Linked DNA regions of Mus musculus: region 2 is linked to region 1. Evidence: chromatin loops called from intact Hi-C (ENCODE). Cell type or tissue: heart. All regions are shown on one strand. Each heading gives the region's core, and the rest is flanking DNA. Links, peaks and the distances in the headings are about the cores only. Region 1 holds the start of Uri1 (URI1, prefoldin-like chaperone). Region 2 holds the start of Pop4 (processing of precursor 4, ribonuclease P/MRP family, (S. cerevisiae)).

Region 1 (4,389 bases), core at 314-4,313:
TTATCACTCATGTCCTTGGAGACACTTTCTTGGGGCAGGCTGGCCTCTGTGCTTCTGTGACAGGGAGAAAGAACAAACAGCTATAATAGCACCCTTGAGGACAGATAGAAGGCGAACCGTTTCTAATGGAAGTTACTATCGTCTATCCTGTGACTGCCCGAGGTGGGGAGGAGAAATAGGAAGCTCATTGGTGGGGTGAACTCTCTGCTCTAGCTGGAAACATCCCAAACAGAGCTCCAGCCTTTTGGACAGACTCAGCCCAGTCTTTCTGGGGCATGTTGTAAGTGCTCAAGTTGATGTTATCTGTCTGCTGTTTGCTGCTGATTTTATTCTTGCTTGCTTTCCCGCTCTGGTTACCCTAGATAGTTCTGCTAGACGTCGTAAGGGCCTGATTTATTTTGTTCTCTATCTGCTTCTTGCTACATGTTCTTTTGCTTTTGCTTGATACATGTCTAAAAATGCACTCAAACATAAACAAATCTATCCTAGATCACTTTCTGTAGGGAATGCCATTCCAGAGGATTCAGTGTATTATGGCAGGGAGGCATGGCCTGCCTCAGTTTACTTCACAGCTGAACAAGAGGCAGAGAGTGACAGGTAGTATCCAGGGATGCTATACCAAAGACTTACCCCACTGACCGACTTCCTCCACTTAGGTTCTACATTCTAAACGACATACTAAATTCCCCACCCCCTCACTTTTCAAGACAGGGTTTTTTTGTGTAGCCTTGGATGTCCTGGAACTCACTCTGTAGACCAGGCTGGCCTCAAACTCAGAGATCTGCCTGCCTCTGCCTTCCAGATTCTGGGATTAAAGGTGTGAGCCACCACTGCCTGGTACATCCTAATTTTTAAGTATCCTTCCAAATTAGTACTACCTGTTAGGGACCAAGTATTGAAACACATGGGGTCAGTTCATATTCAAAGCCCAGCACTAGAGAAGTAGCTTCTGCGGTGCCCTAGGAGTCAGGGATGCTGCTATTGGCGGGAGGCAAGATGAGTGCTCAGAGTTTGACTGTGTTTCAGAGGTTGCTGCATCTGCAGGGAGAGAAATTCATATTTACCATCTTCCCCAATCGTCCCTGCTTTTTCTTTCTTGATGCAAGTGATCAAAGGATGGATGTGGACTTGGGAGCTGGAACAGAAGTGGAAGATAGGGGCAAACAGACCCACAGAGGGCCAGAATTCTGCAGGTGCCTGCCAGCCTGTTCCTATACACACAATACTGAGGTAATAGGATCTATGCCTATTGTCCGGGCTTGGGATAGAGTTAGGACAAGGCCACAAGGTAGACTAGAGGACTGCCACAAACAGAGGCTGCACAAAGGGCTAGGGGGAGGAAGTGAGTCCAAGAGATTTATTCAGCTCAGGCTGGCCTGGAACTTGCTATGTGGACCAGGCTGGCTTCAAACTCACAGATACCCTCCTGCCTCTGCCTTCAAACTGTTGGGGATTAAAGGTGTGCTCCCTGCTCCAGCTTCCAATTTTTAAAATACTGAGTGGAACAGGGATGGGGATTTAGCTCAGTTGGTAGAGTGCTTGTCTAGCAAGTCCAAAGCCATGCATTTGGTCCCCACTGTTAAACAAAACACCAGAATTATAAAATACATGGGATAGGGCAGCAGCTGTTGTTGAAAAATGTGCTACACAGTGCATACGTAGTAACATAGTAATATTAATACTGCAGCTTAATATATGTAAGGAAAATTGTAATGTGTACAGTAATTAATACATACGCAAAAATATAGTTGTATATTGTGCATTTTAGCTCATTAAACCACATTAGTTCATTAAAAGGCATGGGAAACAGCTGAATTTGATAAAATTAAATGAGCTTATGAAACAGTCTCAGTGCTCATATTAAGTTCCTACCACCACAGGCAGCGCCAAGCGAATTGGGACCCACTATCCCGCCGCCTCTCATCCTGTGCAGGGGTCCTGAGCGGCTCAGCCTCCACCCCACCCGGAGGCCCTGTCCCCGCCATAGCCCCGCCCCCTAGGGCGGAGCTTGAGAGCTTCCCGGCGTGCTGCGCGGGCGGGGCGAGGGGCGGGGCGTGCGCGGAGGCGCGGCAGTCGCGGGACGCTAAGCTGGGCCCGGTTGCGGGAGAAGAGCGTGGCGCGCCTGGTGTAGGGCCTGCTGCTCCGAGGCGGCGGCGGCGGCGGCGGCGGCGGTATGCGCGTGTGAGATGCGGCCGCGGGTAGCCCGGACGCGAGCGGCGGCCCCCGGGGCAGCGGCGAAAGTGAGCGCGGCCTCTTCAGAGAGAGGCGTGCAGTGCATGAGGGCGAGCGCGCGGGCGCTGGGCATCCGCCGGCCACGCCGTCTCCATAAACACTTGTTTAGGACTTGTTCGCCTCGCTGAGGCTGCGGCGCCGGGCATGGAGCCCCCGTCCGAACCCGAGCCCGAGCCCCAGCCCCTTGCAGAGGCCTCAGCCGCCGCTCCGCTGCGCGCACCAGAGGTGGCGCGGCTTCGCGAGGAGCAGGAAAAGGTAACAGGCCGCGCTTGGTTCCGGCCCTGGCCGGCTTCCGCATGTGGCCGCGACACTCTGAGCAACCTCTAATGCGGCCAGCCCTCTGCGTGAAACCGAGATCCCCACGCGCGAGCTGCGCAGCCTCGGGCCGCGGGGACCACGGGAGAAACTTTTGTCACGTGCATTTGTTGTCTTTTGTCGGTGGCCCTTTGACCTTCCCCGGAAGGGATGCGGGGATGTGGGGAATACAGAGGATGCAGGGGATAGGATAATCGGTTGACCCTGAACTGAGAGAGCAATTGTTGGGACTAAATAAAAATACGTGTTTTTTTTTTTTTCCTTTTTGGTTCGGGGATTACACTGTGAACAGAAGTGGTCACTCTTTTTACCCCTTAGCTATTTATTATCTAAACGTTGGTACAATGCGCGCGTGCGCACACACACACACACACACACACACACACACACACACACACACACGAGATATCCTTATTTGATTGAGCGTCCAAGTTTGACTACGTTGGTGATGATGCACTTCCTGTGCAATCCAGCTCTTAGGTTTAGTAGTCGACAAGAGAGAAGGCCTTTGTTAAATTTTAACTTCAAGCCTTTATTAAACAAGGCTTTCCCCACTTTTTTTTTTTTTTTTTGATCTACCAGAGGAGAGGAGAATGCTTAGAATCTCCGAATGGGAATTATTATATATTTTTTTTTATAAGGAAATGTTATGTAGTTAAGAACTACAGCTCGATTGTTAAATGTGAAATTGTCCTGTGGATTCTGTAGGTTTTCAAGTTGATTCTCCTGACGTGCCTTGAAATTCTTTGAAAAGCGACATTTAATTTGCTTAAACGTCACATGTCCTGTTGCCAGAGTGAGGTATTAATAAAGGTTTAGGAAGTTGCATAAACATTTGAGAAGCTCTATTTTTCTATATTTAAATATTTTTGCGTGTAAACTTTATGTTATTTATTTGGAATTTACTCCTGGAGAATTGTACATGCAGTCAGTTAAATCTATTTCGTCCCTTCAACTTAACTCCCTTTCCCTCCCACACATCCCCCTTCCAACTTCATGTCCTTTTTTTTTTTTTTTTTTTTTTTAAATATCTCAGTCCAGCTAGTGCTTGCCCATATGTGTTAGATAGAACCATCCAAGGAGCACGGGCACCACAAATCCCATGTGTCAGTCTTTGTCCCTTAGCTGTTGTCAACTTCCAGTAGCTCCTCAGTTAAGGGTGGATCTTGGGAGCTCCTATTTCATGTAAGCTTGAATTTTTGCTATGAAACCCAAACTCCTTTTTATTCATATACCTATGTAAAACTTTTCATGAAATGTGGTTAGAAAAATTGCTGAGGTTAACTATATGAAAGTTTTTCCTAGGTCCCAAGAAATCCCTTTTGGCTTAGAAACCACCTGTTAACAGATTGTAGGAGTCTTTCATACTTTGGTTAGCTCCTGCTGCTGCTGCTTTATATATATATATATTTTTCCCCGTTTTTCCCTAATACATAATACAACTGTTGGATTTTAAACTTGTTCTTAAAGATGAGAGTTTAAAAGTTAACCTAGTTTAATTTAAATCACAAGACGTATTTGCTTTTATTGATTTATATTTTTATTTATTATGGTTCTAGGAGAGCTATATTATCAGTCAACTTTTTAATTTTTGAAACATGTTCTTTTTAAGTTGCCCAAGCTGGCCTTGAACTCCCATTGTAGCCCAGCCTGGACTTAAAGCTGTAAGCCTCTAAACTCAGCCTTCTAAGTAGGTGGGATTACCTGTGGCATCAGACTTGACTTCATCTTAATTTTTTTTTAAAAGGAGAAACAGATTTTTAAAAAGGAAAATAGAGGAAAATAAGAAAGAAAGAAAGAAAGAAAGAAAGAAAGAAAGAAAGAAAGAAAGAAAGAAAGACA
Region 2 (4,389 bases), core at 121-4,120, 250 kb before region 1:
TTAGACACACCAGAAGAGGGCATCAGATATCATTATGGATGGTTGTGAGCCACCATGTGGTTGCTGGGATTTGAACTCAGAATCTTTGGAAAAGCAGTCAGTGCTCTTAACCACTGAGCCATGTCACCAGCCCAACTAAGAAATCTCTAATGGCCAAGAAGCACTTAAAGAAACTTTCAATGTCCTTAGTCATCTAGCTGCAAATCAAAATCACTGTGACTCAAGTGACAACACATGCTGTCGAGGATGTAGAACAAAGGGGACACTCATCCATTGCTGGTGAGAGTGAAAACTAGCACAAACACTTGGGAAATCAATTTGGTGGTTTCTCAGTAAATTGGGAATCCAATTTACTTCTTCTAACCTCAAGACCCAACTATACTACTCCTGGGCACATACCCAAAAGATGCTCCACTATACCACAGGGACACTTGCTCACCTATGCTCATAGCAACTTTATTCATAATATACAGACACTGAGAATGACCTAGATGTCCCTCAAATGAAGAATGAATAGAGAAAATGTGGTACACTTACAAAATGAAATACTACTCAGCTATTAAAAACAAAGACATCATGAAAGTTGCAGGTAAATGGATGGAACTAGAAACTACCATCCTGAGTGAGGTAACCCAGAGCCAGAAAGATACACATGGTATGTACTCACGTGTGAACATTAGCCATAAAATACAGGATAATCATGCTAAAATCCACAGAAACAGAGAAACTTGGAAATAAGAAGGACCCAAGGGAGGATGTGGAGTCTCATTCAAAAGTGGAATTAAAATAGAATTCAGATGTGGATAGAGGGAGGAGATTCGGTAGGAGGGGAGTGTGCAGGGGAACAGGGATGGGGATAAGATATGGGAATGGGGCAGGAGAAGGCCAGGAGAGAGAACAGATATAGATGGGGGACATCTGCACGAGTAGCCGGAGACATGGCATACCACTGAGATATAGGGAGACTGAAGTGGCCACATCCTGTAGCCAGGCAGGACTCCTAGTGGAGGGAGGGGGACTGCAATCCAATCACAAAACCTTGAACCCAAAATTTGTACTACCTACAAGATGTGCAGGGATAAAGATGGAGCAGAGAATGAGGGAATGGCCAGCCATTGGCTGGCTCCACCTGAGACCCATTCCATGGGAGAAAGCCAACCCCTGACATTATTAATGATACTCTGCTATGCTTGTGGACAGGAACCTAGCATAACTGCTTCCTAAGAGACTTCATTCATCAGTGGATGAAAACAGATGTAGAAACCCACAGCCAAACATCAGGCAGAGCTTAGGGAGTCTTGTGGGAAAGTTGTGAATGAGCTTGAGCAAGCTGGAGGGGTCAAGGACACCACAAAAATACCAACAGAGTTAACTAACCTAGGCCCATGGGGACTGACAGAGACTAAACCAACAAAAGAACACACAGGGGCTGGATGTAGGCCCCCTACACATTTGTAGCAGTTGTGCAGCTTGGTCTTCATATGGGTCCCCTAGCAACTGGAGTGGAGGCTGTCTCTGAATCTGATGCCTGCCACTGGACGTACCCACCCCCCCCCCACCCCCCATCCCTTAGCTGGATTGCCTGGCTGGGCCTTAGTGGGAGAGAATACACTTAGTCCTGCTGTGGCTTGATGTCCCAGGGCAGGCAGGGGAGGGGGTGGGGAGGGGCTTTGCCTCTGCTGAGAGGCAGGGTAATGGGGGAGGGATATATGGGGGTGGGACTGGGAAGGGAGAGGGGGAGCAGCAGACAGGATGTAAAGTGAATAACTAAATAAATGAAAAAAGTGATATGATTTTTAAAAAAATAGATTCTGGGAACTGGGAAGATGTTCAGGTATCAAGAGCGCTTGTTGCATTTCCAAAGGTTCCAGCTCCCACACTAGGTGGCTCCAAACTACCAATAGCTTCGGGTCCAATGGAGTTCTCTTCTGACCTCTATGGATAGTTCATTACACACACACAAACAGGAGGGGGGGGGAGAGAAGGGGGAGAGAGGAAGAGGTACTTTTTAAGAAATCTCTTTTAAAAAAAAATATAGATTCTTGGGGCTGGAAGGACTTGGCTGGAAGAGCACCTGCTACTCTCCCAGAGGACCTGTGTTCTATCTCCCAGCACCCACTTGGCAGTTCACACCTGTCTGTAACTCCCCTTCCAGGTCTTCTTGACACCTCACATTGACATAACTGCAGGCAAAATACCAATGAACATAAACTAAAAATTTTAAAATACAGAGATTCTGGGCACCCTTCTGCTAGGTAACTCTGAATTTTTGAAACCCTTCACTTGTCTGCTTATTCAGACAAGGTCTCCATGTGTATGCTAAGAGGGCCTCAACCTCTCTATCCTCCAGCCCCAGCCTGCTGACTGTGCACTCTTGTGATAAACTTAATTGACCAAATAAATCAGCACACACTTCATTTGCTCCGTCCATCACTGTCAACTACTCTCTCCAGTACTTTACAATCATAAACAACAATCACAAAAACTCTAGTAGGTATCTTTTTTCATACGGTTTTCTGAGGATGACAAAGTTAGAATCTCTCCTTCTTAAAAAGAAAAAATAGTAAGCATGCCATCTGTGGTGTCACTGTTACTCTGAAAAAAAATAAAAAATTAAAAAAAAAAACCACATCCTACTGTAATCTGAGAATCACAGGGAACAGTGACATATACCCAAAGCTATGCTAGATATTTGAAAGGGTCCATTAAAAGACTCCTAATAACTGGTCTAGAGAAAAGGCTAGCCTGGGCCTTTGTGTCCCAGATCTTTGAGAATCACTTTTGTCTTTTATCATAATGACAGACACTAATGTTCCAAGTCTGAAGAATGCCTTCTAGACTGGATATAATAAGATAGACTATAAATTCCAATGCTCCAGAAGGCCAGGCAGGAATGTTGCACTTTCAAGCTCAGCCTAGACCACAAAGCAAGTGTCTGGGACACTGTCTTCAGTGAAAAAGAATCAATTTTTTAAAAGAGCAAACATTTTGAGACCAATGGGGTAAGATGCAATGAGCACAGGAAAGAAAGGAAGGGAGGGAGGGAGGGAGGGAGGGAGGGAGGGAGGGAGAGAGAGAGAGAGAGAGAGAGAGAGAGAGAGAGAGAGAGAGAGAGAGAGAGAGAGAGAAGAAAGAGAAGAAAGAAAGAAAGAAAGAAAGAAAGAAAGAAAGAAAGAAAGAAAGAAAGAAAGAGAGAGAGAAGAAGAAGAAGATAGGTGCCTTTTAGACATGTAAAACGTTTAACTAAGGAACCCCATGTAAAACGTTTAATTAAGGAACCCCAGTACACCCAAGGCAGCACCTGATAACCAGAACCCAGTTACATCACTCAAGACAACTAGACACAGTCCTAGAACCCCATGACACCCAGTGGACAGTGTATTAGTGGGCACCAAGAGCAATGCTCTGCTCTGCACAACTGAAGAGAAGCCACCTTCATCTGCCCTGCGGCTGGAGAGTAATCTGACACTCCAATCAAAAACTTCTGTTGGAGACTGGACCTGACCTTCAGCTAAGATAAGTCACACAGGAGGGTAGCCTTGGGGAGATAGGCTTAGGTAGTTAGGAATTTAGGGGGTGAACCTATGAAATGACCGTTTGCATAATAAAATGTAACTTTTGTTATACTAGCTACACTAACTACACGTCTCTACCTTCTTGCATCCGATAGCAAATAAACCTACTCTTTTTCTTTACTAATAGGAAAAAGACCTTTGAACGAGGTCATAAAAGTATTTAGTAGCAGAAACAGGACTAAATACCCCCGGCCACCAGTACAAAATATGACTAGTATTCTCGGGAGTAAATTCTAGATTACCCAGGGCAACACTGTAAGCCTCTTGCTTAAAAAAAAAAAAAAAGGAATCCCACAGTCGTTACCGCCGATATCCCCGGCCAACTTGTGCCCTCCCTCGTCCCCAATCTCCCTCGCGTCCTCTCTATGGCAGCTTGCTCTCGCTACATTTCATTAATCCTGACCCCCCAACACGACTACTCCAGTTACAGACACTTGCATACTGAACACCACAGCAGACCCGCAAAATCCGCTCCTCTCTCAACCACAGAGCCTGTGCCAGTGACGGACGCACACAGATGCCGTCGCGTCAATGACGTCAGAGAGGCGCCCGATCCGAAATCTGGTCGCCATCCCCTGACGCAGGGTGGAGCAAGTCCGTGCACTTTGTTAATTGTCTCTTGGGCTTATCGGATTTTTCCAGTGGAATTTTAAACAAAAAAGCAGCGTCCCGGCGGGAGAAAGCCGCTGAACAAAGCGAAGAAAGGAAAGGAATGAGTGAGGCCTGAAGGAGACATCGCCAGAGAGCTCCGGAAGCTGGCCGACAATGAAGGGTAAGTGGGATGAGGGACGCGGAGCGGGGCCGGGGTGGGAAT

The links. Peaks named below come from ENCODE experiments on the same cell type or tissue, not always from the same donor. Only the 100,000 strongest peaks of a DNase experiment are listed, where the experiment ranks them.
Region 2: a loop joins it to region 1, with 4 times the contacts of the local background. A loop is called at or near these places in 1 of 42 quality-filtered maps.

The regions. Positions count from the first base shown.
Region 1 is chr7:38,017,208-38,021,596 of GRCm38, reverse strand. Uri1 (URI1, prefoldin-like chaperone) reads left to right here and starts at 2,045. Exons shown (of 11, transcript NM_011274.5): 1 at 2,045-2,487. The coding sequence starts at 2,377. In heart, for the core only: CTCF peaks have their summits at 2,215 and 2,421; DNase peaks (open chromatin) are centred at 2,026, 2,556 and 2,966; H3K4me3 peaks cover 1,795 bases; H3K27ac peaks cover 1,370 bases.
Region 2 is chr7:38,271,105-38,275,493 of GRCm38, reverse strand. Pop4 (processing of precursor 4, ribonuclease P/MRP family, (S. cerevisiae)) reads left to right here and starts at 4,146. Exons shown (of 7, transcript NM_025390.4): 1 at 4,146-4,347. The coding sequence starts at 4,341. In heart, for the core only: a CTCF peak has its summit at 1,854; a DNase peak (open chromatin) is centred at 4,103; H3K4me3 peaks cover 825 bases; H3K27ac peaks cover 608 bases.